2 separate regions of the Homo sapiens genome follow, and region 1 is linked to region 2. Evidence: chromatin loops called from intact Hi-C (ENCODE). Cell type or tissue: heart left ventricle. All regions are shown on one strand. Each heading gives the region's core, and the rest is flanking DNA. Links, peaks and the distances in the headings are about the cores only.

What was found. Peaks named below come from ENCODE experiments on the same cell type or tissue, not always from the same donor. Only the 100,000 strongest peaks of a DNase experiment are listed, where the experiment ranks them.
Region 1: it touches region 2 in a loop (5-fold over the local background); 49 of 110 quality-filtered maps call a loop at or near these places.

The regions. Positions count from the first base shown.
Region 1 is chr7:27,173,237-27,185,500 of GRCh38, forward strand. HOXA10-HOXA9 (HOXA10-HOXA9 readthrough) reads right to left here and starts at 7,003. Exons shown (of 3, transcript NM_001433944.1): 1 at 6,410-7,003. The coding sequence starts at 6,419. It overlaps HOXA11 (homeobox A11), which reads right to left and starts at 11,996. Exons shown (of 2, transcript NM_005523.6): 1 at 11,200-11,996; 2 at 7,921-9,792. The coding sequence starts at 11,908. The coding sequence ends at 9,560. It overlaps HOXA10 (homeobox A10), which reads right to left and starts at 1,084. Exons shown (of 2, transcript NM_018951.4): 1 at 113-1,084. The coding sequence starts at 1,070. It overlaps HOXA11-AS (HOXA11 antisense RNA), which reads left to right and starts at 12,172. Exons shown (of 2, transcript NR_002795.2): 1 at 12,172-12,264. RefSeq lists enhancers at 492-1,138, 1,139-1,784, 5,903-6,505, 6,506-7,107, 9,595-10,477 and 2 more. In heart left ventricle, for the core only: a CTCF peak has its summit at 6,671 (motif pointing left); DNase peaks (open chromatin) are centred at 6,695 and 7,555; H3K27me3 peaks cover 8,000 bases.
Region 2 is chr7:25,857,051-25,869,314 of GRCh38, forward strand. No RefSeq gene overlaps it. Among named protein-coding and RNA genes, the nearest start is that of LINC03007, 73 kb to the left of the region's middle. RefSeq lists a silencer at 5,606-5,715. In heart left ventricle, for the core only: no CTCF peak of the experiment used is centred there; a DNase peak (open chromatin) is centred at 5,581; H3K27me3 peaks cover 8,000 bases.

The DNA.
Region 1 (12,264 bases), core at 1,886-9,885, 1.3 Mb after region 2:
GCTTGGGCCAAGGCCGGCCGGCTGCTGCGCGGGCTCCTAGTTTTCTGATCCTTCTCCTCCTTGTGTCTGCCTGTCTGCCCGCCTGACTGCAGCCCTCTGCAGCCCTGCTTACCCAGGGAATCCTTCTCCGGCGAGGCTTTGCTGCTCTCGGAAGGGGCCGGGGAGAGCTCCTCCGCGGCCGAGGACGACGCGTGCGCCTCCTCGTCGCCCTGCGAGCCCCCGCCGCTGCCGCAAGCCAGCGTGGGGGGCGGCGGCGAATCGAGGGCTCGCTCCTTCCGGGCCGCATCGGCCGAGCCGGAGGCTAGCGCGGGCGGGAGATCGAAACCGCGCCCCGGGGGCTGCGCGGGGAACGGGCCAGCCCCGAGTTGCTGCGCGCCGCCGCCGCCGCTGCCATAGCCCTTGGCGGTGCCGTAGGCCTGAGAAAGGCGGAAGTAGCCAGGCACTGGCACCCCGCTGGAGGTGCCCAGGGCGCAGCCGTCGGGCGGCGGGCCCCGCGGGAAGGGAGCCAGTTCGGCGGCGGTGGCCGAGACTTTGGGGCATTTGTCCGCCGAGTCGTAGAGGCAGTAGGAGCTCTCTTCTTTGATGTTCTGCGCGAAAGAGCACGAGGTGGCCTGCGGCGCTGGCTGGGGTGGTTGCGGCGGGGGCGGCGGCTGCTGCTGGGGCGGCGGCGGCGGCCCGTCAGGCGGCTCCATCCGGCAAGACCGGGGCGCGTCTAGCCACAGGTCTATGGGCGAGGGCCCGTAGCCGTGCGCCCCGGGACCTAGACCCCCGCCACCGCCACCGCTGCCCGGCGACGCTGCCTCATTGCGCTTGCCGCCCAGCGTGGGGAAGAGCCCGCAGCTCTGCAGCCCGTAGGGCAGGTCGGCGGCGGGCGGCAGGTAGACCCCGCCGTGGGCGTAGTAACCGCCACCGCCGCCGCCCCCCGCGCCACCACCACCGCCGCCTGCCTCGCCTCTGCCCGAGCTGATGAGCGAGTCGACCAAAAAAGAGTTCGCGGCGGGGCTCTCCGAGCATGACATTGTTGTGGGATAATTTGGCGAAGGGAGCAGATAGCCCTTTCTGGCTGACATTTCTTGTGCAAAACATGCTGAATACGATTAGCAATCCCCCCGCACCGCGGCGGGCGCCCGCAGCCAATCCCGAGCCAGAGTTTCCGCGCGACCACTCCCAGTTTGGTTTCGTAGGCGCGGGGCCGCTCTCCGAGGGCGCCCTCAGAGCCCGCGATTGATATAAATATGTAATCTGTATTGATGGGCCAGGAGACGCACCCCGACACCTTGGCCCGAAGGCCGGGAGCTGTGGGGGCTGCCCCAACGTGGCTGGTGGGGGGCCTGGCCATTGGGCTCGCCCCGCCCCTACCCGGACGTGAGCCCCATACCGGGGTCCCTTAGAAGGGCCCTTGGGCCCCGCGCAGTTAACAAGTGGGGTGTTTATGGTGCGCGCCCAGTCTGCCTTGGGTGCTCACCATCCCTGTCGCAGAAGCTGCCACTAGTCCCCGGTGTACTCTAACCACTGAAGCGGCCGTGTCGGGGACTCACGCGCTTCCCATTCAGCTCTGGATCTGGAACTGGCCCCTTGTCTGAATTCTGCCTCCTCAAAAGTGGCGAACCTGGCCCTATGGCCGTCAGGATCCTCAGAGTGTCAGGAGCCCAGAGTGAACTAGAAGCTGACTTGCCTCTACTTCCAGTATCCACAGATTTTTCCCCAAAATGCAGTGGTTGTTCCCTAGCCCCTAACCCCCAACACTTTTCTCCCCTAGTCCGTTGATCCAGTTAGGATCTTCTCCTCTGGTGTTGTGCTCACCCGGCTTGCCTTCTCTACAACTCCTGTCAGTGGACTTTGGTGGGCTGGCGGGACTGGGGGTGGGAAGCGGCTGCCAGCCTTGATGGAAAGACGGCCCCACTCCCACTCCCAAGGCCAGAGCCAGATCCAAGCATCCCCTCATCACCTAGGGAAGACTCTAAGCCCACAGTCATTTCGGGGAAGTAAAATGCTGGCCTTGGGGTCCTTGGCTGGCCCAAAGTGAGAGACTTGGAGGGGTGTGCCCGGTGTACACCTCCGCTGCTTTATGTTCCTGCTCTCCTGTTAGCTTTGGCACTCATATGCTCCTGGAGGCTACAACAAGAACCAGTGTCACTACACTCCTACCTCTCTGTCCCCTCCCCTCTTCCCCTCCCTCCCATACCCTCAGCTAGGGCAGTCCTTGCTCCTGCAGTGTGTGCATTTTAACGAGGCCTCGGTGAGGAAATCCTTTCCCTGCAAGGCCGGGCTGGGCTCATGGTCCTGTTATAAGAGCATGTGGAGGTCAGGCCCTTTGCTCAGCAGGCTCAGGGGCTCTGTTTTAGCCAACTGGAAATGGCCGGCCTGGGGTGCTAGCCCCCAAGTGTGAGCCTCATGCTAGTCTCAGGAAATGCAACCTTTTCCGGCCAGATCCAGTGGAGCCCGGGAGGTCGCTGCCTTGCCCCTGGCCCGTGGGCTACAGGTCTCCAGGATACTCTAGGCCTGCCCGCCCCTCCGGCCCCAGTCGGAGCTGGCATTACTGAACGCCGGCATCCCAGGAAATAGACCGCTCAGGCCGCTGCCTTCAGCTGGGAAAGACTCTTGCATCCGGGTCATACGCGGCACTTTGCCTCCTTCCTCCCAGTGTGAATCCAGCCCAAGGTGGAAGAGGAGCCTGAGAGGACCCTGAAAGCGCAGAGAGAGCTGGCTAGGTAGAGCTCCAGCTCTGGCTTCTGAGATTCAAGCAGCTGCGGTCGCTGCGGGCAGTGGCTGCTCCGAGCTCCGGGCCCAGAAGGCCGCTCCACCGCTAGCGCGGCGCTCCAGCCACTTCAACCTCGGCGCCCCACGGTGACCCGGCCGTAAGGACTGAGCATCAGGGTGCGGAGGAGGAGGATGGAGAGAAAAAGAGAGAGATAGAAGGAGAGACGGACAGAGGGAGAGAAAAGAGAGAGAAACAGGAGGGGAGAGAGAATAAGAAAGCCAGTTCTCTCCAGCCTGACAGGGTCTTGAAGCTGCAGCAGCGGCTTTAGAGGGATCAAGACAGGGTCTGTGCCAAGAGATCATTAACTCTCCTTCGCTCTTCGCATGCTCCTGCGCCCAAGGCCAAGGCAAATTCTCTACCCTCTAGGCCCATGAGACGGACGAACCTGAGTGCAGAAAAGCTTCAGAGCACCGCAGCCAGTGGCCCTATCTTTAGCTTCCCGGATCTGCCTGGTCCTTACCCTGCTCACCAGAAGGGTGGAACTGGCTGGGACTGTTGCCCTTAGCAATGCCACCTGGAAATGCCACAGAGCTGGGGGCTGCCTAGGAAGGAAGCTTTGCTCTTCAGCACTGCCCATGCCTCTCAGAAAAGCTGTGTCATTTGGCAAGTGGGTCCCAAGACCTTCGAGGTTTCCTCAAGGATAATGAGCCGTGGCAGGTCAGTGGGCCAGGACCTGGGCCTAGAGTCATGCCTCTCCAGGCTAAATGCAGAAAGCAACTTCCCAGGCCGACATCTGGGAAGGTCCAGTATATATTTGAGATAGTGGAGGCTATACAAATAAAGTAAAAGACAATGATCTTAACCTATCTTTCCTAACCTTTTAGGGAGTCAGGACCCTTCTGGAAAATCCAAGTAAGTTTTGACTCATTCTGTGAAAAATGCATATCTGTATATTCCCACAATTTGATCCATCATTTCGAAGGAGTTCACACACCCCTCAGTCTTTTCCTTGGGTCTTCCAGAGTCCCCCAGTGTCCTGGGACTTGGGGGCCCTGCCAATTTGGCTGGCAAGACAAGCTGGGTGCCCTGCAGCAGACAGCTCAGGTCAGGGCCCCGTAGGGCAGCCAAATGGGCTTCTAGGCTGGATAGAATCCAGGGACCTGCACGTGCCAACCAAGGTTACAAAAGTCAGTTTGTATCGCATCTGCTACAAAAGGCTGCCCCAGCCGAAGAGTAGAGGAGCTGGGAGGCCTGCTATGGGCCTCGCAAGCCGTGGCGTTGGCACTTGGGTCTTCAGTGACCTTTCTGTGGTGAGCCAGATGTGTTTCTTTAGTATGACTTTTTCCCCCTTGTAATAAACCAAACGGGATGTTGGGCTTGAGCTCCTTCTGGCTTTTAAAAAGAGTGTGTAAGCTCATGTATGGCAGCCCCTCTCTGGCCCAGGACTGCCTTCCAACTCCCACCAGGGCTTGCTGAGTGGGAAACGCAGCGAGACACTGCCGGTGAGCTGGCCGGCTGCAGGCGGGCCGGCTGCTGCTGGTTCAAATGAGAGGATACTAACGCAGCAGAAGCTCAAGTTAAACGCCTCCTTGGCCCTCTCAGTTGGTCTCCTAGCCCCCAGCATCCCTGACCGACCCCCAAGGCTCCCATGCTCTCTAGACTTTAACACTGGAGTGTTAGGTTTCTCAATAAAATATTCCATTTATTGAGCGCCTCGGCTTTCCTGAGATTCCCCACCCCAAGAGATGAAGAAAGCGATTCAGTTGTAGTGTGGGTCGGCTTCCAAGCACTTTTCCTCCCTCGTGCTCATTTGCCTTCTTTCTTTTTTGCCATTCTTCCCAGCTACTAAATTTCTCCCTCTCCCTCAGGGTAACTTTGACCTAAATCTTCAGTGCCTGCTTGCCTCAACCAGGCCTTATGCAGCGGTTACACAGTCACCTCCAGAGCCCATGTTTTATTTAGGAGGAAATATTGCCCATTTCTACCCGGGTAATAACCTGCCAGCCCTATGGGGCCAAAGTAAACACCAGGCCCATGGATTAAGGCCTTCGGCAAGGATTAGGCTGCAGTTCACTAGGTACTCCTTCTGAGTAGGCCCTTGTAAGCAGTGAGAAATAAACTATTATGAAAAACAAGTTCCTAATGAAAAGATACCAGGTCCTGAGATCGAAACTGCTAGTAAACAATTTATATCTGGAGGGCACTCTCAATGCTTTCAAGACTCTGAATTATCCAGCGGTGGAGTTGGGCTGCAGTCCCACAGAGGAAAAATAAAGGCTGCTTTTACATATCTGGCTTTAGCAAAAAAAGAAAAAAAAATCAGAGCTTCTCATATCCATGCATTTATGCATAGTTAGAAAATTTTTCCACAAGCAATGATGTTCTTTTCCCATTCATCTTTAAGAATGTCAACATTTTCAGGGATATTTGATGTGTCTGTTTTGAATCTATCAGGTGCAATCTATTACTAAACAACATACTTTTAAAGTTTTCTAAATCCAACCATTAAGATGGCCCTTCCCCTGTTAGGGAAGTGTTGGGGCCTTTTCACACACCCTTTGAATTGCAATATTCTTAGATTTGTTCATAATAAACAGCCTCTGGCCTTAGAACTGGAGGCGGCTCTGGCATTGTAGGGAGGGCTCCCGCTGCAGAGAGCAGCTCACTGGGTGGGCGCTCATTTCTTGCCTTGTTGCTTTGCTCCGTCATAGTTTGGGAGCCAGCCTTCAACAAAGACTAGTAACTATGATAGGCAAAATTTACGCAACAAACAGGCAGTGCCTACTTTCTCTGGGATTCACCCCACTCACCACGCACTGTATATTTGGGAAAAGAAAAAGATGTGGGAAACTAATGGAAAAATAGTAGAAAAAATTAAATATAGGAGAAAGAGGGAATTTGAATCGATCCTTCAAAATGTAATGGAATTTTTTCATTTAAAATGTGTTTGATGACAACCCCAATGGAGTGATTGCTCCGTCAAAATTTATCCTCGGTTCCAGCTTTTTAAAAAAGTATTAGTATTTACCAATACATTTTTGCATATTTGCAAAATATCTTCTACAAAAGATCTAATTTTCATATGTAAGAAATTGCTGCGAAATTGCAGCTGGGTTTATAACAGCGTACTCCAAGTATGCAACACAGAGACTTGTCTGGCACTCTCAAAAATCACATGCGACTTCTCCGAATTGGCCTTTTTCGGAACAAAGGTTTTCTCCAAGCTGCCGGGCAGACATAGAGATGCACCTAGTAGGAAACCAGTGACCTCCAGGACTTCTGCCCCTGGGAATAAGCTCGCCTTAGCGGCCGCAGACTTCTACCACCCCATTGTTTAGAATGGAAACTTTGTTTTCCTCAACCCGCGATCACCTTTTTTTTTTTTTTTGCCCTCCCACAACCCCCTATCGCAGCACAGCTGGAACACTTTCGCCTAGATGCCTCTCATCCCTAGCCCATTCTATTCTGTGTATTTCTACAAAATCGAAAGATTCGCCTTGAGTGAAATGCTGGCGCAAGGAGCTAAAATCCTCAACTTTTCTACTTAGGCCTCCCCCTGCTTTCCAACCTTAGGGAGCAATGGGGTGGGGGCTCCCTACCGCGTCACCCCACAAACCCAGCCACGTTCCCGAGAGCCCTGCTTAGACATCGGCCACCTCCCCACTCCCGCCCCACCAGACTGAAATTGCTAAACTTGTGGCCTCTTACCTTGACACATTTCCGAAATCACTGCCAAGGGACAGCTGGCTTCTCCGCGCGGCGACGCTCGCGAGGCCTAGCGAATGCGCGTTGCTTTAAATTACCATACCAATCACTTCTTGAGGGTGAGTCCCCTTTTTCTGTTATGAAGGGGAGCGGGACAAGTGAAATAATGTACCGTGCTGCTCTTAGTATCAGAAGCGAACAAAGGCCAAGAATCATGCTGGGGTTCCCGGCTCCCCGGCGGCTTTGACATTGATCGGAAGTGCGCCATCTCGTGGCGGCTGCGCGCCTAGGTTGGGCCGGAGTTCCAGCCCCGAGCCGAGAGACGGAAACCAGCTCCGGGCAGAGAGAGAAGGAGAGAGGAGAGGATGTGCCCAGCCCGCTGCTATTGAGATCTCATTTTTACATCTAAGAAATCGCTGCAAAACCCCAGCCGGGTTTATAGCGGCGCATTCCAAATATGCAAATTGGCCGGCCCCGGACGGGTTTACGACCACATTGTCACAGCCATCGGAGGATGGGCTTTTATAGGGCTCAGAAATCAAACCCGCGCCCGCCCGCCGCCCGCCCGCGAGCAGTCCTCCTGGCTAGACTCTCTCTAGCAACTTGAGAGACTTTGGTTAATCTTTAACCATCCCAAAGGAAGTCTTTCCCTAAACCCAGGCTTCCCAGCCCGCCCCCTCCCTGCCCCCCAGGAGGGCCCTTGTTCATGTCTGCGTGTCTGCCTATCAACCTAGACATTCATCTCTAGATCTGTCCCACTACCCTTTCAGCTCGATTTCCCCAGTCGCGCCAGTTAGACAAACACACAAACAAATAAACAGAGTGGGGTCTGGGGCCTCTCTCCAAATGCGACCCTATCTGCTGCTCTGGCCCTGCCTGGGTGGCTGAAGAGAGGGTGGGGTGGGCAACAAAGGGCTCTGTCCTTTCAGCCCTTCTCCTCAAGGTTATGGGTGATGTCCAATTTTAAGGCAGAAGTTCAAAGGCAGCAAACAAAGAGGAAATCGGCATCCTTTTTTTTTCCCCCAAAGGGAAAAAGCAGCCTCAGCTGGGAGCTGGGGAGAAAGCACCCTTAGAGGCTCCTGGGAGTCTGCTCTGCCTTGGAACCCAGACCAGGCTCCCTCTTGTTGAAGCCTCCACGGGCCCCCGGACGGTCCCACTGCAGGCCTACCTGTCCTGAGGTGAGCGAGGGCAGCCTGGGGTCTGACCTGTTGGCCACCTCAGGCCCCAAGGCCCTCTCCAGGGCTGAGATCAGTCTGAGGGGATAAAGTCCTATATTCCAGGCCCTGAGATACCACCCAGGTCCCCACTTCCCACAAGGACGTAGCCAACCACCTTGGTTTCCTAAGCCTGGCTTCTGTTGTAGCCAATTCCTGACTCAGTCACCTTCTCACCCCCTCAGGGGCCTGATAACTTGCTCCTCAACTAGGTAAGGCATTTTTTGGGGGGGTGGGGGGAGGGGGGCAGACATTTGGTAGTAAAAGGCGATCAGGGAGAGGAATGTCACACCAGGATACTCAAATTTCCACCGTCTTTATTTTCCTTGTGCCCAGTTGCCTGTATAAGTGCTGCAACACACACGGTGGGTAAGAACCAGAATTGAGGACAGGCCAACACTCCCAGTACAAATGGAGCCAACAGACATTTCTTAACACAGGGAGGCAAAGGAGATTCAATGGGAGGGTGCCTGGCTTTCCCAGATGAGATCCCCAGGCCGGCCAGGCCGACTGCCTCTGAGCATTTCCCTAACTCTTTCCAAATGTTGCAAGAGATTAAAAAGACCATTCTCAATACCTTTTCCACCCCCTCCAACACCCTAAAGGAAATCAACTAATGGCAAAAGAAAAAAGAAAAAGAGAAAGAAAGAAAAGAAAATTGATTATGGTTCCTTTATTTACAAGTTTTTTGAACACCATCCCTGTATGAAGCATACATTCAAATATTCTTAGCAGTGAGCGAGTTTAACCACGGAACACTGTAAACAGATAGGGCCTTTAAATATTTTCATCATCTCTTTTCCCCTCTACATTGCATCTTTTAAAATTCGCTTTGGTTCCTTCAGGGAAATATATATATATATAATATAATATTTATCTTTTAAAATAATTCCACCTCACTCTCAGGCTCTTGGAAGGTCACCAGAAGCTTCCAAGCTCAGTTCAAGAGCCAATGAGGGCTGAGTGTGGTGCTGGAACCCGGTGTTTTGGGGGACTCAAGGCCCTCATAGCCAAAGCTGGGGACCTGCTGGCCAGGCCCACTGCTCTGCAGCCAGACACTGAGCAAATCCAAGTTTCATTACGTGTGGTGGAGAGTTTGCCAAACTGCCACACTCCACAGCCATTTCCTGCAGAGATCTCAGGGGCCAGTGGCCTGGCTGCAGCCTCTTGGCTTTTCCACATCTCCCACCTCAGGGAACAGTCCACTCTGTGTCGAGGCTTTGGGCCTGAGTGGCAGGCTGGAACCAAGACCCTCATTTGGTAGAAAGAAAAGCCAGGTGGGCTGTAGGAGGCGGTGGCTAGGAACTCAGGGCTGGATCAGTGTGGTGGGTGGCTAGGAGGAGTGGAAAGACACTGATGCCACCTGGAATCATAGATTTCTTTTCCCACAAGGATTTGCAGCCCTCTTCCACCTCAAAGCTACCTCCAAGTCCAGCCGCTGTTCACATTGGCTTTGGAAAGCAGCCTCATTCTGGGCACCTAGTAATCCTACCCCTTCCTCCTGCCCCTGTCCCCAAGCTGAACTGGGCTTGGAGAGCACACAGCTTTTTTACTCAGGGGTCCTGGGGGTGGGTAGGCTCCCAGTAGAGGGAGGGTGTGGTGGGGTTAGTCTCCAGGGGGTCTGGCAGGGGCCCAATCCCCAGTGGAGACCACACCCAGCCCGCAGCTCTGCAGGCTCCAAGAGTGAACCACCAGGGGTCCCAAACCTGTCATTCTAGCTGATGCACAGCTCTCAGAATCCAATGATTATTAGGAATCTTAACCACTGAGATCTTAATCAAGAGAGTCCCAGACCACCTCCTGTGGGGCTATCTCCATGCATCCCTCTCTTGCACACCTCTTTTCAAAAGTCACCATGTGGCTTGACTTTGTCAAGGGCAAAATCTGCATATTATCTCATGTGTATGAAGCCCCCCACCCAATTCCAGCCGCTGGAGTCTTAGAGGAGTGGATTTGCTGAGTAGTACTGTAAACGGTCTCTGTTAATTTTTTTTTCCTTCATTCTCCTGTTCTGAAACCAGATTTTGACTTGACGATCAGTGAGGTTGAGCATGCGGGACAGTTGCAGGCGCTTCTCTTTGTTAATGTAGACGCTGAAGAAGAACTCCCGTTCCAGCTCTCGGATCTGGTACTTGGTATAGGGGCAGCGCTTTTTGCGGGTGCGTTGGCCACCTGTGGAGGGAGAAAAGGCATGGGGTGAGCCAGGTGTGGGGGCTGCAATCCACCCCAGAGCCCATAGCTGAGGAGAAGGGCTGCCATGGGGACTGGTGGTCCAGCCCAAGCCCCGTCAAAGTCTGCCCAGGCCCCTGCCTTTAACGCTCCGACTGCATGCTTGGAACGGCCGCAGTTGGAGGCTCAGCCACAGATAAAAGCCAGCTCCCTAAATAGGCCCCCGGGGAAGCTGCTCCCGCTGCCCCCAGAACAGAAAGGAGAGCTTCGCACAGCAACAGGCGAGTTTGCGCTGCCTAAGCCTCTTTGAAAGCAGCCAAGTGGGGGTTGCCGGCTGCCTCTCGCAGGCCAGACTAAACAAACAGCCGCCTGCGGACATTTCACCTTCCAGCACCTGGGCTGCCCCTTCCCAAGGCAGTAAAGGCGGCTCCAGTCCCAGTCTTTCCCGGCTGCGGCCAAGACTGGGCAGTCCTTAACATCTGGGGCGGCTGCCGGGTCTTTGTCAGCCTGAGTCCTGGCCACCAGCTTCTGCCTCCCCGGCCAGCCTTCCGGCTCCGCCGAGGTGGGGAGGTGGCGGCGGAAGCCCCCTACCCTAGGCCTTCGCTGAGCACCACGGCCACACGGCCATCCTGCACACGGCAGAGCAGCGGCTCTATCTTAGGTAGGGTGAAGGGAAAGGGGGCTTCCCGAAGCTGCGGGCAGGCTCTACTTGCTCCCCCTTTAAAAAAAAAAAAAAAAAAAAAAAAAAGACCCACAAGACAAAAAAAAAATCGCTTTTGACAGATTGAATAACAATTGTGAATAACATGCAGTTGGGCAGAAGGAGGCACGTAATTGCCACCACGCCAGAGGAAAATGGCTTCCTTTGGACAAAAAGGCCAACTTTGGGTTAATTTGTTCTTTTAATATATTGCTAGAGCTAAGCGGGCTACTTTATCTGTTAAACGCGCTCCTAGCGCCGTCGTTAAACAGCGACGCCTTTGAATCCCGGCCGGGACTGGAGTCCCGGCGCAACACATGGCTTTTATAAAAATCTCCGGATTACCTCGCTATCAAAAGCTCCCGAAGCCCTTGCAGGGGGAATTTACAGGCGCCCACCTCCGGCTCCCCAGCCTGGAGCTGGCCCCGAGCGGGGTCGAGCTGCTGGGCTTGGGAGCTGAGAAGGGAAAAAAGGGAAAAGGGGAGTTGTTTTTTTTTGCAGGCATGCCTTGGCCGGTGGGTATTTCACGGCCAATTTCAGCACTCGCCACGTGATCCCGCCTTTTATAACAAAGTTTTGTTGGGGGAAACCTAAAGGCCCTTCATAAACCTTATATGCTTATAAAACAGCATATAAAAATTTAACAGCGGTGCTGCGCTAGATTTCCAACTCCCCTTTCATAAAGCGCAGGGCGCTGCCTTTATACGTACTGGAGCCGCCGGCCTTGTCCTCAGTGTGGCCGGAAGACGACTCGGGGCTGCTGCTGCTCTCGGGGCGCCGCCGCCGCTCTTTCTCCTCTGCTGCCGCCGCCGTCTCCCGGCAGCCGCCGCCGCCGCCGCTGTCCGAACTTGAAGTTGCCGGCGCGCCCGTTGCAGCCGCCGCCGCCGCCGCGGAGGTCGCCGTGGCCGCCGGGGGCCCCTTCTCGGCGCTCTTGTCCCCGGGGTAGTCGGAGGAGGCGAGGTTTTCCGGGGTGCCGTAGGCTGTCTCGAAAAACTGGTCGAAAGCCTGTGGCAGGACGCCGTTCCTGCCCACGGTGCTATAGAAATTGGACGAGACTGCGGGGGTGGGGTGGTGGTAGACGTTGGCCGAGCTCTTGGCCAGCACGTCGCCAGGCACGCCGGCCGCGCTGGGCGCCTGCAGGCAGTCTCTGTGCACGAGCTCCTCCGCGGAGTAGCAGTGGGCCAGATTGCCGCGGGGGTGCCATTTAGTGGCGGGCTCAATGGCGTACTCTCTGAAGGTCACTTCGCGCACGGGTTGGACCTGGGGCAGGTTGGAGGAGTAGGAGTATGTCATTGGGCGCGAAGACGGGGTCTGGGGCAGAAAAGAAGGGAGGCTGGAGAAATCTGGACCCGAGACGTAGTAAGTACAACTTGGCAAATACATGTTAGAGGAGCAGGGACCACGCTCATCAAAATCCATTATTGGGCTACCTTGGGCTCTCCGCAGTAGCCGAGCTTAACATGATTCTCCACTGCAGCTGCCTCTTTGAAGCGGATCCGTGAAGTAGAAATTTGGAGACGTAAGCTGACGTGGAAATCTATCCCCATCCTTAGCAGGGAGGTGCTGGTCATGTGACCCGATGTTGAAATTGACAAGCTGCTAGCTAGTCCGGGCCTTTTCCCCCCCCCTTTCCTTTTTTTTTTTTCCTCCTCTCCCCTCCCTCCCGGCTTCCTTTCTTTGTAGCCACCTCAGGGGAAGCAACAGATCGTCACTCGGTGTTCTCACCGAAAGCACGTAATCGCCGGTGTAACTCATGTTGGCTGGGGGGCCTCCCG
Region 2 (12,264 bases), core at 2,313-10,312:
GCGCGCGCGCACAAACACCTCTCCCTGCTGTCAATCATACATGCGCGCCATAGCGCGCATGCGCACTGGTGGACTCCAGCCCCCACCGATCCTACGCCCTGTCTCTGCGTCTGGGACCAGACGCACCAATAAGAGAGCGGATTCGGGGGCGGGCCACAAGGAAGTAGCCAATGAGAGCGCGGTTGGAAGCCAGGGCTAGAGAGGAGTAAATCCTTCTGTCGTCCCCGTTCTGCCGCCCCCGCGATGATTTATGCGTCCTTTTTATTATTTGTAACACTTTGGGAAGTTATTAAAAGGAAGATCTACTGCTTCCTCCTTTTGGGTTAAACTGGATGGCAATGTTTGTCACTGGCCCTTATTAGAGAAGAGTGTGGCGAGGTGGAGGGCCGTTGGACGCTGGGTTTGTTTGTGTGGGTCTTGTTTTTTATTACAAGACACATTATCCTTTTAATTACAAGCTGTAGACAGGGCCAACTTCGAAGGTCTTCGTGGCGGAGTGATCTTGGATCATTCAGGGGGCTGAAACCCGATGCCTTCTGACTTTCGCGTCCGTACTCTTGGCGTTGGGAGGAGCCTCTCAGGAAGGTGTTGCAACCTTTGGTTGTACCAGAAGGAAATAAGCAAACTCCCATCACCCCCACCCCCATTCCCCGCCCTAACACGGAGTAAACTTCGGCCTTTTTCCGCTTGGATGCTCATTAAGAGTTAGTTGACTTTGTAGCGGATGCAATAAAATTTGGATGGTTTCAGGCCCCCAAACAATCCTGGTTTCTGTTTTCCTCTCTCCCTAGGCACACCCCCAAGGAAATTGCCTTTTCAGCAGGCGCCTGCGGGAAAGAACCGCAGGAGACAGATTCCCTTTAGAGATCTGCATGGGGAGGAGGGAGATATGGAAATAAAGAGGGCCAAGGTAAGAGGACGGAGAGGCCATAGAGGACTTGCATGTTTGGGTGTGAGTTTTCTGGCCAACTAGGGGGAAAATCCACAAACCTGAGGTATCTGGTGGATGCGCTGAAAAATTAGCTCTCACCTGCAGAGTTACTCAACCCTCGTGCGCTTCTGCTCTGCCGGGAAGGGCCAGTCTCCGAGGGCGGAATAAGTATGGGTATTGAAAGGCAAGTAGGAAACAGCAAAAGAAAAGAACAGATACAAATTTTCTACTCCCGACCTCCAAACCAAAATCGCACTTTCAAACGTAAAACGCAATTCCAAGAAGACTGGGATGTAGGGAGTATGCGATGCCTCTGTTCAATAGGTCACTGTCAGGAACTTCAGTTTCTGGTGTTCAGATATTTGTATTTGAAATTAAGAAAATCAACGCAGGAGGGGTTGCTGGAGGATAAAGTGGGGTGACGAGAGACCGAAGGAGGGGGAGGAGGAGAGGGGTAGAAGGAACCAAGAACCATCTGATGGCAGAACTGGGCTGAAGGAAAACAAAACCGTGAACTTCAAAGCTCAGGCCTAATCTCCCTCAGGTTAATTTCTGCTTCCTAAAAAGTTTGATCAGGGTCATAAATCACTCGGTCCACCCTTGCCGGTCCTGCCTGGTTCCCCAAGGTTCTCTCCCCGCAGCCCGCTGCAGGGGCGCAGGGTGAGTCTCCAGCCCAAGACCGTCTGAGGCTTCCCGGGGCAGGAGGGCTCCCGGGGCTGAGTGGGCGCACGGATGCGCGAGAATCCGCGTGCGGGGGAAGCGGGGAGGCGAGGGTCTAGGGAAGGTGCTGGCAGTGTTGCGGGCCAGACTGTGGAGAGATCCCGTGCAGATGCAGTTTCCATTCCGTCCGGCCTCAAAAAAAAAAAAAAAACCTTCAAGTGTGTCTGGCGTGCTGTTTGAAGAAGGTTACAGCGTGTTTAGAGATTTGCAAAGCTCTGCCGAGCAGTAAAGATTAGAAAGGCCTGCCTGAGATTTGTCAAATGACTTCCGGTAGCAGAGCCCCCAGTAAACAGGGAGGGCCCGGCAGCCTCAGATCTTGGCTCGGTCGGGGCCTGTAACTCCAGGCTGCACGGCGCGGAATTGGTACGGCCGCACCAGGCGCGCTGCGAGGAGGATGGGCCTGGCCGGGGACCCGTGGAGGATCCGCCTCCAGTCCCGAGGAGGTCCCCGTTTTGTGGCTGTAGTGATGTGGCGTAAAAGTCAAGTCGTGGACTTTTCTATTGGCCTTTCCGTGCAGGAAGCCCTAGATGTAGACCAAGCACTAATTTGGTGAATTTGTAGACCAACTTGACTGAAAGGCTCGGGGAAATGTCACCTAGATGAGTCTGACCCTCCCTAAATGAAAGCCATCTTGGAGGAGGCCAGGGAGTGAAATGGCTGGGGAAGGCCCGGCAGGTCTTCATCATAAGAGTCCACGTTTCTCAGCAGTAACGATAATATTTTAAAACAAAGCAAAACAACATTGTCAAAAAATCTAGGAGACAGTGATCACTGCGGTCAGGGGCGCTTAGTGGGCCGCAGCTCATAGGAATGCTGGGGTTTCCCAGATTCTTCCCAGACGGGCATCGCTTTCCTCTAGGAATGACAGTTTCCGCCTTGGCTCGCCTCAGAGGTGCGCATCAGAGCCAGCTCAGGAAGCCACTACCTGTCACAAAACCGACCACACCATTCTGGTTTACACGGAGCATATAGCTTGGGGTTACCCAGCTAAAATAAATAACTGAAGGGAAATTGTTGGTCAAGAAAAACAAAAGGAAAAATATATAATAAAAGGGGTATCTATTGTTGGACGTGAGACGGGTCCCTCTACACACGGGAAGACGAGGCAGAGGAGATGTTGTTAATGCCCCTGGGTATTAGATACAAAGAAGCACAAAAAAAGAAAAAGAGAAAGGAAAAGAAAAAGGAAGGAAGGAAGGAAAGAAGGAAGGAAGGGAGGAAGGAAGGGAGGAAGGAAGGTAGGTCAAGCCTTCTAGAATTTGTTACCCTAGATGAATAATTACTTAGACTCACACACGCAGATGTTTTTTCTGTGAGAAAGAGATTAATATGGTCTGTCCGTAATGTGACATACACACACAGGGGTTGTATTTCCATGTTTTAAAACACAAAACAACTAAAGTTGATCAGTGAGGGACATGTTTTTAACGGTTTAAATGTTTTATGATGGACCAGTAAAAGCAGAGTTAAATTTCAAGACATAATTGACTGGAGATTTGATTATTTCCCCCCATTTCTGAGGGGGAAATAATCCCTTTCCCAAAATAAAGTTATACCATTGATAAAAATAGCGCAGAGGACCGTGAGAGTTAAATAAAGCAGAAAAAAAAAAGACTATGTGTTGCATTGAGGCAAAAATAACGAAATTCAAAGGCAAATTAAAATAAAGCAATGAGGATTTATCTGAGGAACCGCCACGGGCAGAGGAGCAACATCTGTCCCAGATGTCAGACTTCCCTGCAACTTGATCCATGCGTTTCCACTTTGGTTTCTGAACCGAAGGAGGAGTGCCGGCAAGGGAGCGCCCGCAGTCCTGCGGTACAGGGCTGGCGCAGCCTCTGAGTGCGTGTGTGAACTCTGCCAGGAAGCTGTGAGAGCCAGCCCAGGATTCAGTGACCCTGTTTCCCAACCCACAAGGACAAGTACATGGTTTTCTCTCTTATCAATTCCAGCCCCGCGCAACCAAGTGAAAGCAAATGCACTGGACCGCTTCGGAATTAAAATGAATTGCTAAAACCACGGACCGCTCTGTCCGGGGCCCAGACCTGTCTCAACTCGTGGTATTTACATTCCTAGAGCCCGTGCGGAGGAACACGTCGAGGCACGGGTGGCCGCAGCACCCGGCCTCCAGGCCTAGAGTGAAAAATTTTTTAAGATCTGGTTCTCTCCCCGCCGCCTCTGTGGAGGGACTTGGGGGCATTCATCAGTCTGCAATGTTTATTCATTGTTGTAGTACCGAGCTTTCCAAACGAATAGGAAACTTTTACATCCCTTCCTTACACAGATATTTATTATCTGTAGGAATATTTAAGGGGCTGTACTGGGCCGTTCACCTTTGACAGGGGCCGTCACCTCACACTCCAGTGTAATGGACCACACTGCGGCTGCATTTAATTTATTGGGGTGAGAAGTTGCTGCGGGAGGTTTCCAAAGGGGGTCTTTGTCACGAAGAGAGAGGCTCTGGTCCAACCCCGTAGGTGCTTAGAAGATTATATTTTGGCCTCGGAATAACACAACCGAACACAACTCAAAATATGAAAGACATTTCCTTAAGGTGTGGGTTCTGATACCGGAGTTCACAGATATTTAGGAGTCTATGGAGTGGCCTTAGGCGGTCAGGAACTCCCTGAAATGAAATGCTGCATTTTGGGTGGCGGTCATGTGGCTCCTTAACTTTTTTTTTTAAATTAAATTCTGAAAAGAGTCTGTGACTACTATCCACAGATGAAGAAAAAAAATCATTAAGAAGTCATAGTTGAAAATTACACCAAGGGCTCGGAAGTTTTGCACTGAGCCTGAATAGAGGAAACCTGAGAACTGGTATAATTAACAACCAAATAAGCATGATTTTTCACTTGCTTTAAGGCAAAAGATCAAAACGAGCATTACTGAAATCCTTTAAAAAGCCATGCTGTTGTGATAAACGCAAGAGAGCTCAGGGACCTGGCAACCGGCTACCTGGTGTTAATATCAATGCATTTTTAAACCAAAATGCTTCATGACTCAATTTTCCCTCTAAACTTCAAGGCAACCCAAGCTCTCTTAATATTGTCATTACCACGGCCCAGAGAGGGAACCCGATCCGATGTGGTTCTAAAACAAAATGGGATATTAACCGTGTTTGTTTTCACTTTGATCTATAGGAAATAGGTCCTGCACCCTGTGACCCATTAAACTAATAAGATTATACACATCAGCAGAGCGGAGGTTCTAATTGTTTCCATCTGTCCCAGATCTTTGCATTTTAAAATTGATGAAAATAAGACATGATTTACAAAAAACAAAATATATTGAGAGTGAAAATGTGACAAAAGTGAGCCCCTCGGACCACACATGCAACCAATTACTGAGAAAATAAATAGATGTATATGGTGTGGCGCTTTTGGAAGAAGAAAAACCGAAGCACGAAACATAATCATTGAATTGATCTGGGGGTACTCACTCATTTCATAAAGCTAACACTTGCTTGAAAACACCAGCCAATCAGAAGCGTTTCCGGAAGACACTCTACACCTCTCCGCCTCTTCATAAATATTTAAACCGCTTCTTTCTAGATTTGTCATTTAAATCTACTAGGGAATGTGCCTCAAGGGCTCATCTTTCACTGGGTCGCTCACACAGAGGTGGGGCGAGAGGGAGGAGGCGCATTAGCCCTGCGCTCTCATTTGCTTAAACGGCCTTCTTACGTCATCGTAAGCCTAAGCCAATCCGTGAAGTGCACTTTGACAAGCTACCCGCCCCTAATTTGTCCTTTCACCGCCAGCCTAAGCCAATAGTGTGGCTGCATGTAAATGAGAAACCGCGAGCATCTCCCCCCGCCCCCGGCTCCGCCCAATTTCCCACCTCTTCCCGGAGCGCACAGACGCCAGCTGAGTGGGAGGGGCCTAGCTGCGGGCGGAGCACGGAGGAGGAAGGGCACGAGGAAGAGGCGGAGCGGGCCGAGGCGCGCGGAGCTGGGTTTGCTGAGTGCTTCCTTCCTCGGCCCCACCTCCCGCCGGGCAGGATGCCGTTTGATCATTGGCTGGTTTAATAAAGAGGGCGTGTTTATTTTGCATAAATAGTGGGCGGGCACCCAGGGCTGCTTTGTAACTCGAGAACCCGGTGTCCCGCCTGTCTCCCGGGGGGTATGGGCGGGTCTCCCGCCAGCCTCGCCAGACTGAGCCAAGGGCCTGAAGGAAATAAATGGCTTTCTGAAAAAATTCGTCTTAATTCGCCCTTTTGAGAGAATTCTGTTTCTAAATGCATTTTTTTCGTTGGTTCTTACAAGTCGTTAAGAGTTGTAACATGAAATAAGTAGAGATCACCAATCTATCCGCCCCCAAATTAATTTTATTTTAATCTGTGTAAGGGCCACTGCTCCTGGCTGGCCGTGTGTGAAGCAAAATTTTTGTGCAATAAAAATTATTCCTTCACTAGAATTCATTTTTTCCTTTGCTATGAATTCCCTGTCTTCCTAATTTTCCACTAGCAGAGCTAGGGAGAGCCGAGTTGCACTGAAGCAGAGAAAGGATGGAAAATTCTTTCGAGCTAAGCATTTATGAATTGCTTATGAATGATGTATGTGTTAAAATTGTTTCCAACAGTAAAATGCCCCAGGGATACTCGGTTGACAGTTTTTTAATAAGAGAATTCTTCTTGTGATTGATTTGATCTTTTTTTTTCTTTTTTCTTCTTTTTTTTTTTACAAAAATTTTCCCTGTTTTAGGTCGAACTGAACATAGACGTACCTTTTCACGATTTATGAAATAAGATGTCAAGTGACAAATACCTGGAAAATGAAAGGATGAACACGATCTTCAGGAACCTAAGTTTTAAAACATATTGTCTGCGCGTTTATACTGGGTAACATTTTTACAGTTTTCAGAAAAGTTATTATGGTAGTTTGTTTGCTCCAAATTAAATTTGGAAGTCTTTGTTCCTTAATTTGGATTACATTTTAAAATCTGAGTTGTCAACAAGGCCGTTTCACGAAAAAAAAAGTAAGAAAGAATTACTTCTTTTGGCAGGCTATGGGCCTTTATTTAAACAGAAATTAAAATTCACAGCCAAAATTCTTTCTCTCTCCACTGGAAAACAAATTACACCTTTCCGATTCTGCAATTTCTGGGCCTCCAGCACAGAAATGATAGAGGATTCCGAAGAATTTCTGTATTAGTAAGAAGTTAAGAGTGCTCTCAGTGGAGAATAATGGTTTGTGGAAAATTATAAGATCAAGGGGAATGGAAAAGTTTTCTTGTTAGGTCAGTATGGTGTAACGTTTATTCTTCTAAATACTTTTTGACATGTAACAAAGGTAGGAAAATTTGCTTAATTACTGTCTTTTTAAATTTACATCAGTATGTGGATTACATTTAACTCAATTCATATTTAATTTTGTAGTCTTAAAAGTAAATAACTTGAGGCATTATTTTATGCCTCCTCCATGAAATTATATCCAGAGACATTATTCCATTGCTAACAAGTGATTCAGTGTTAAAAATAAATGTTAATTCCTATGATATTCCAAGCAATTACAGTAATGTATATCCATCTTAAAGCCAAAAACATTGTCAGTTGATAATTTGTCAAATTGTTATTTGAAATTGAACTCTAGGTAAAGTAGAGTAATAAAACATTAGCACTTTTATACACCTGGTTCTTAGTAATTATAAAAAGTTAATTTTACAATCTACTAGGAAATAATTACATTTTAGTGTTAATTTTAGGCGTTAGCTTTATATGACTGTGTTAGTGCTGTTTTAATAAGCTTTGGGGTAATGAATAAAGTACTATTATAATTTAAGTAATATAACTAAGCATTAAACCCAAACTATTTATTATTTAAACCAGACTATCATGTTATTTTTCATTTTTCTTTAATGAATAAGGTTTTTCTGGTTATGAAGTATATATGTTCCTGAAAAAATCTGAGAAATGCCAAAAGGCATAACAAGAAAAACCCAAAATGTTTATATGTATTCTCACAATCAGTAAGTAAATCTGTTTCCTATATTTTCTTCCTATCTTTTTCTATGTATTAGTAGTGAGGTCATTTTTTTGTTTTGCTTTAGTACGAAATTCCAGTTGGGTTCTATATTAAGAACTTGCTTCTCAAAGCTCAGATTTATTTTGTTCTTATTTTCTGCTTGGACTATAATTTGACTTTGTAAGAATTCACAGTTTTATTACATTCATATTTTTAACTTCTTTTTATTATAAGAAATACACATTCATAAAGTAACCACTCAGAACTACTGAAAAGTAGAAGTAAAATATCATAATGATCTGGCCATAAAAAATTCCCAGTTTGCATTTTTTAAAAACACAGTATTATCATTTATAAATATAAATCATTAATCTTTTGGGTTAAAACAATATTTTCAAAAGTAATTTACTTTTTTGCATATGTTTCAAAGATTTAAAAGTTGCATTTTAACATTCTAATGTAGCAAAGACTAATTTAAGTTTTCTTGTTCAGCTTAACTTCTGTAACCTATGCCAGCAATTCCAATATTGTTCACATAAAATAAACATTTTATCTGAGCTTTACAAAAATGCTTCTTCTTTATATTTTCTATTCTTCTTAATATGCATTTGTTGATTACTCCTCTTTCAAGTCCTGCATGAATGCATAATCACGGCAAACCAACACATAAAAGACATTGGTCTGTTTTCAAATTGCAACATTTTTTCTTTAGCCCAATTATGTTTTACTAACAGCATCTGCTTCCAATCTATTTGCACTTTTAGGAATACTGATTTTTATTAATAGCACCTGAAAATAGCAGCAAACCACAAAGGACATGTAATTAAGAATATCATCAAACAAGTATTTAACAAAATGCATGATTAGCTATGTTTGTGGCCTCTAAATTGAGCAAAAGTACATATCTCACCGTTTCATTTTACAGTCTCTATTTAGTTGTTCCCCATCTTGATATTACGGTTTCAGTAACAAAACAAATAGCCCTGTTTATCATTAAATTGTAAACTCATAACAATACACTGTTTATAATATATCACATATCCTGTAAGTTTCTAAGCCAAATTATTTCATTGTGGTGGCAGATGGTTGTGGAAATCAATCTGTTTTTACATGTTGGTTCTCTCAGCTTACAGTAATAACTAACTCTAACATATTTAAGTGAGGGTTCAAATAATAGAAATGAACCACGTTCCAAATATATAAATTACATTGCCAACTGTGAGAAAGTCGAAATCTGTGTTCCATGTTATTTTATTTAAATTTACGAATTATGTGAAATGGGTAATTCCATCCATTTTTCCAGTATGGTTTTGTAAGAAAAAGACATGGAAATTGATATCTCCATAGAACAGCAACAGTTTAGGCCACTATTTTTATGGATGCAGGGATCCAAGAATTAAATAAGAATACACAGTGACATTTAAAAACATCTCTGAATAAGAACTGATTGACCAATTACATGCTCACAGCTGGAAGGTGTTTGTTTCCATATACTTTTCAAAAGATTGCATTTGCCTTTGTGGACAAACACTATCTCCAAGAAAGGAAATTAAGAACATGAAAGAGGTATTTTGTTTGTTTCAGGTTCCTTTCATTATGGGTATTTTTAAAAAATTTAATACCATGGGCCGGGCGCGGTGACTCACGCCTGTAATCCCAACACTTTGTGAGGCCGAGGAGGGCAGATCATAAGATCAAGAGATCGAGACCATTCTGGCCAACATGGTGCAACCCTGTCTCTACTAAAAATACAAAAATTAGCTGGGCATGGTGGTGCGCGCCTGTAGTAGCAGAAGTTAAACTATTCGGGAGGCTGAGGCAGGAGAATCGCTTGAACCCGAAGACGGAGTTTGCAGGGAGCAGAAATCGCACCACTGCACTCCAGCCTAGTGACAGCGAGACTCTGTCTCAAAAACAAAAAAAAAGAAAAACCATGAATTCACTATTTGAGATATATATATAGAGAGAGAGAGAGAAAGATAATTATATGTCTATCATTTTTTTTCATGAAAACAAGCTATGTTTTGTACCCAGAGTGCCATAATCAAGTAATGAAAACAGACTTGAAAAAATAAGTGGCAGCTTTATTAACAGTTACTGTATTTAGGGATGTTATATTCTGTGGCTGTTTCTAAAAGATGGCAAAGCAGTTATGAAAACTTTAACTTTCATTCGCTATAAAAATGTCATATACAAAAATAAAAACAAAATAGTGCCAGAATACCAGCTTCCCATACAAATACAAAAATGTATCTAAAGGGAGAAAGAAACAGTCTGTCTCCAAAATGTAAAATGAACAAGGTTTTTTTTTTTTTCTTTTAAGTTTGGATTACGTTGAAAATTGCCTCAATTTTTTCTCTTCACATCAGACAGATAAAGTTCAAGTGACTTTTCAAAGTCATATTCAACCCCCCAAAAAACTAAACAATCTTATGTATTTAAGTTAGATTGTAAAATGAATTTTGTATAGAAAAAATTATAAAATATTTACTACATAAGTTCACAGGCTCCAGAGTCCTTGATGCCTCAGCATCTGAGTGTTATTTGTATTTACTATGATGGTGAGCAACAGTATGCCAGGCAAAATTACATTTCTTTGTAAAATTGCCAATTTGAAATAGTACTGTGACTTCCAGAGGTGGTTTGGGACATATTTTTGAAGAAAAAAAAAATCACTCCTAGAAAAAATATATTTAATAATTATAGTTTTTTCTCTCCCTTTTTAGTTTGCCTTCCACAACATATACAAAATGTCAGTATCATTGATAAGAATATTCCAAGGGATATTAGAGGTAAATGAACAGGAGATTGATGACAAAATTCAAATATAAAGTTGTCAGAGAATTCACTGCATCTGGTATCAGCTTGTCCTGATTTTTAAAAGAGTCATCAATATTAAAAATTGTCATCTATGGGCTAGTGCATTTTCCAAACTATATACATATTTTGAAATATTAAAATAATATATGTGCATTGTAGTAAAATTTAAAAGCACAAAGAAAGCAGGGAAGAAAAATTCACTCCCTACGAAAGAAAACCACTACTCAGATCTTGATATATATTTGATATATATTCGATGATATATATTCTTGACATCTTTTTTCTGTGTATGTATTTGCATTTCAAAAAGTTAAATATTGCACATTCTGTTTTGTAAACTGTTGGGGTGTTTTATTAGTCTTGGTAGATGATGGAAATCTTCCCGTGGTCCAGGATTCTTCTATAAGGTGATTTAGATTGGCCAACAGGGCTACTTTCAATGATCACAACTGGATTCATTCAACACATTCCATATTAGGAGATGTTTAAATTGTGTCTAATTTTTCAGCATTGGAAACAGTGCTGCAATGCATATATTCTTACACCTCTGTCAGTGGCTGTAACTATCTTTGTAGGGCACATTTCTATGAGAGATGTTGTTTTTTGTTCATTTCTTTTTTCATTTTTTTCTTTTCTTTCTGCTTTTTTTTTCTTTTTTTCCCTTTTCTTTGGTGTGTTTATATTGCTTTATTTTGTTTTGTCTTCAGATTGGTTGCTTGTTTTTTAACCAAATAAAAGTGATCCAAAAGTGCAATCTTGCTTTTAGAAGCCAAAATATTAAAACATTTAAAAGGCTGAAGTTCCCACATTCCCACTTCCTCCTCCTCAGTTTGCTGCATAGCTTTTGAATCCTCTCTCTATCTATTTACAGGTAACATATATGTATATGTAGAAAATATATCATATGGCTGCATAGTCTTAAATACTGTTATAATAACTCAAATTGCATTTATTCTCAGTGATGGGCATACAGTTGAGCTGAAGGAAAGTGAGAGAGAAATTAAAGGCATGATAATCAAGTGAAGTGATGATATGAGCTAAGCTAAAGAAGGTAGTGTCTTCTTCCATGACTGGAGAAGCCTGCTTAGCATTTTAAAAAAATTAAAAATCATGATCCAAAAATTGTGATCCTACTGCGATGTCAGCCCACAGTTCATTCCACAGACAGAGGTGATGAGAAGCCCCCTGGACTGCCAAGCAGTCATTACTCCTTCTGGAATCAAATCCCTTAGTCCTACTGTGCAGTTGTGTATGCCATTCAGCACCTTCAAAAATTACCTTAGGAAATGTCCAAAAGATTTGTAGAAAATGTACACCAAACTGGAGCTTTTTCTGTATTGATAAGCAATTTTAGAGCTAAATAGAATAGAATTCCCTCAGAAAGTACCAAAGTGCTCAGAAAGAAGTGACAGAACTGAATTTCAAATTTTCTGCTCCCTTTTCCTAGTTTCAGGGATGGCAGAGAGAAGCAGGAGTGTAAGACTTGTGAAGCAGGTAAGTTGCAGTTGAAGCACTCAGGGAAGAGGGCTTACCACGTTGAAGTGCTTCTTGCAGGTATAGCATGATCCCCTGAGCACTGCCTCTTCTTCCCACAACTCCCTCACACTGCCACACATATATTCCCAGCGATAAGCAATGTGTCATGAGGATAGTACAGGAGACAGTGGTGTCATCCTGGTGGCACCTGGTTCTCCTTCCTCCTGACCTTTGTGCCAGGGATGAGCCTCTAACTCTCTGCGTTTCATTCTGAAGTGTTTCCATATAGAAAACATTGTGAACTGTTTTCCATCTCCCCGGGGGTGACTCTTTCCTAATATAAAGGAGGGAT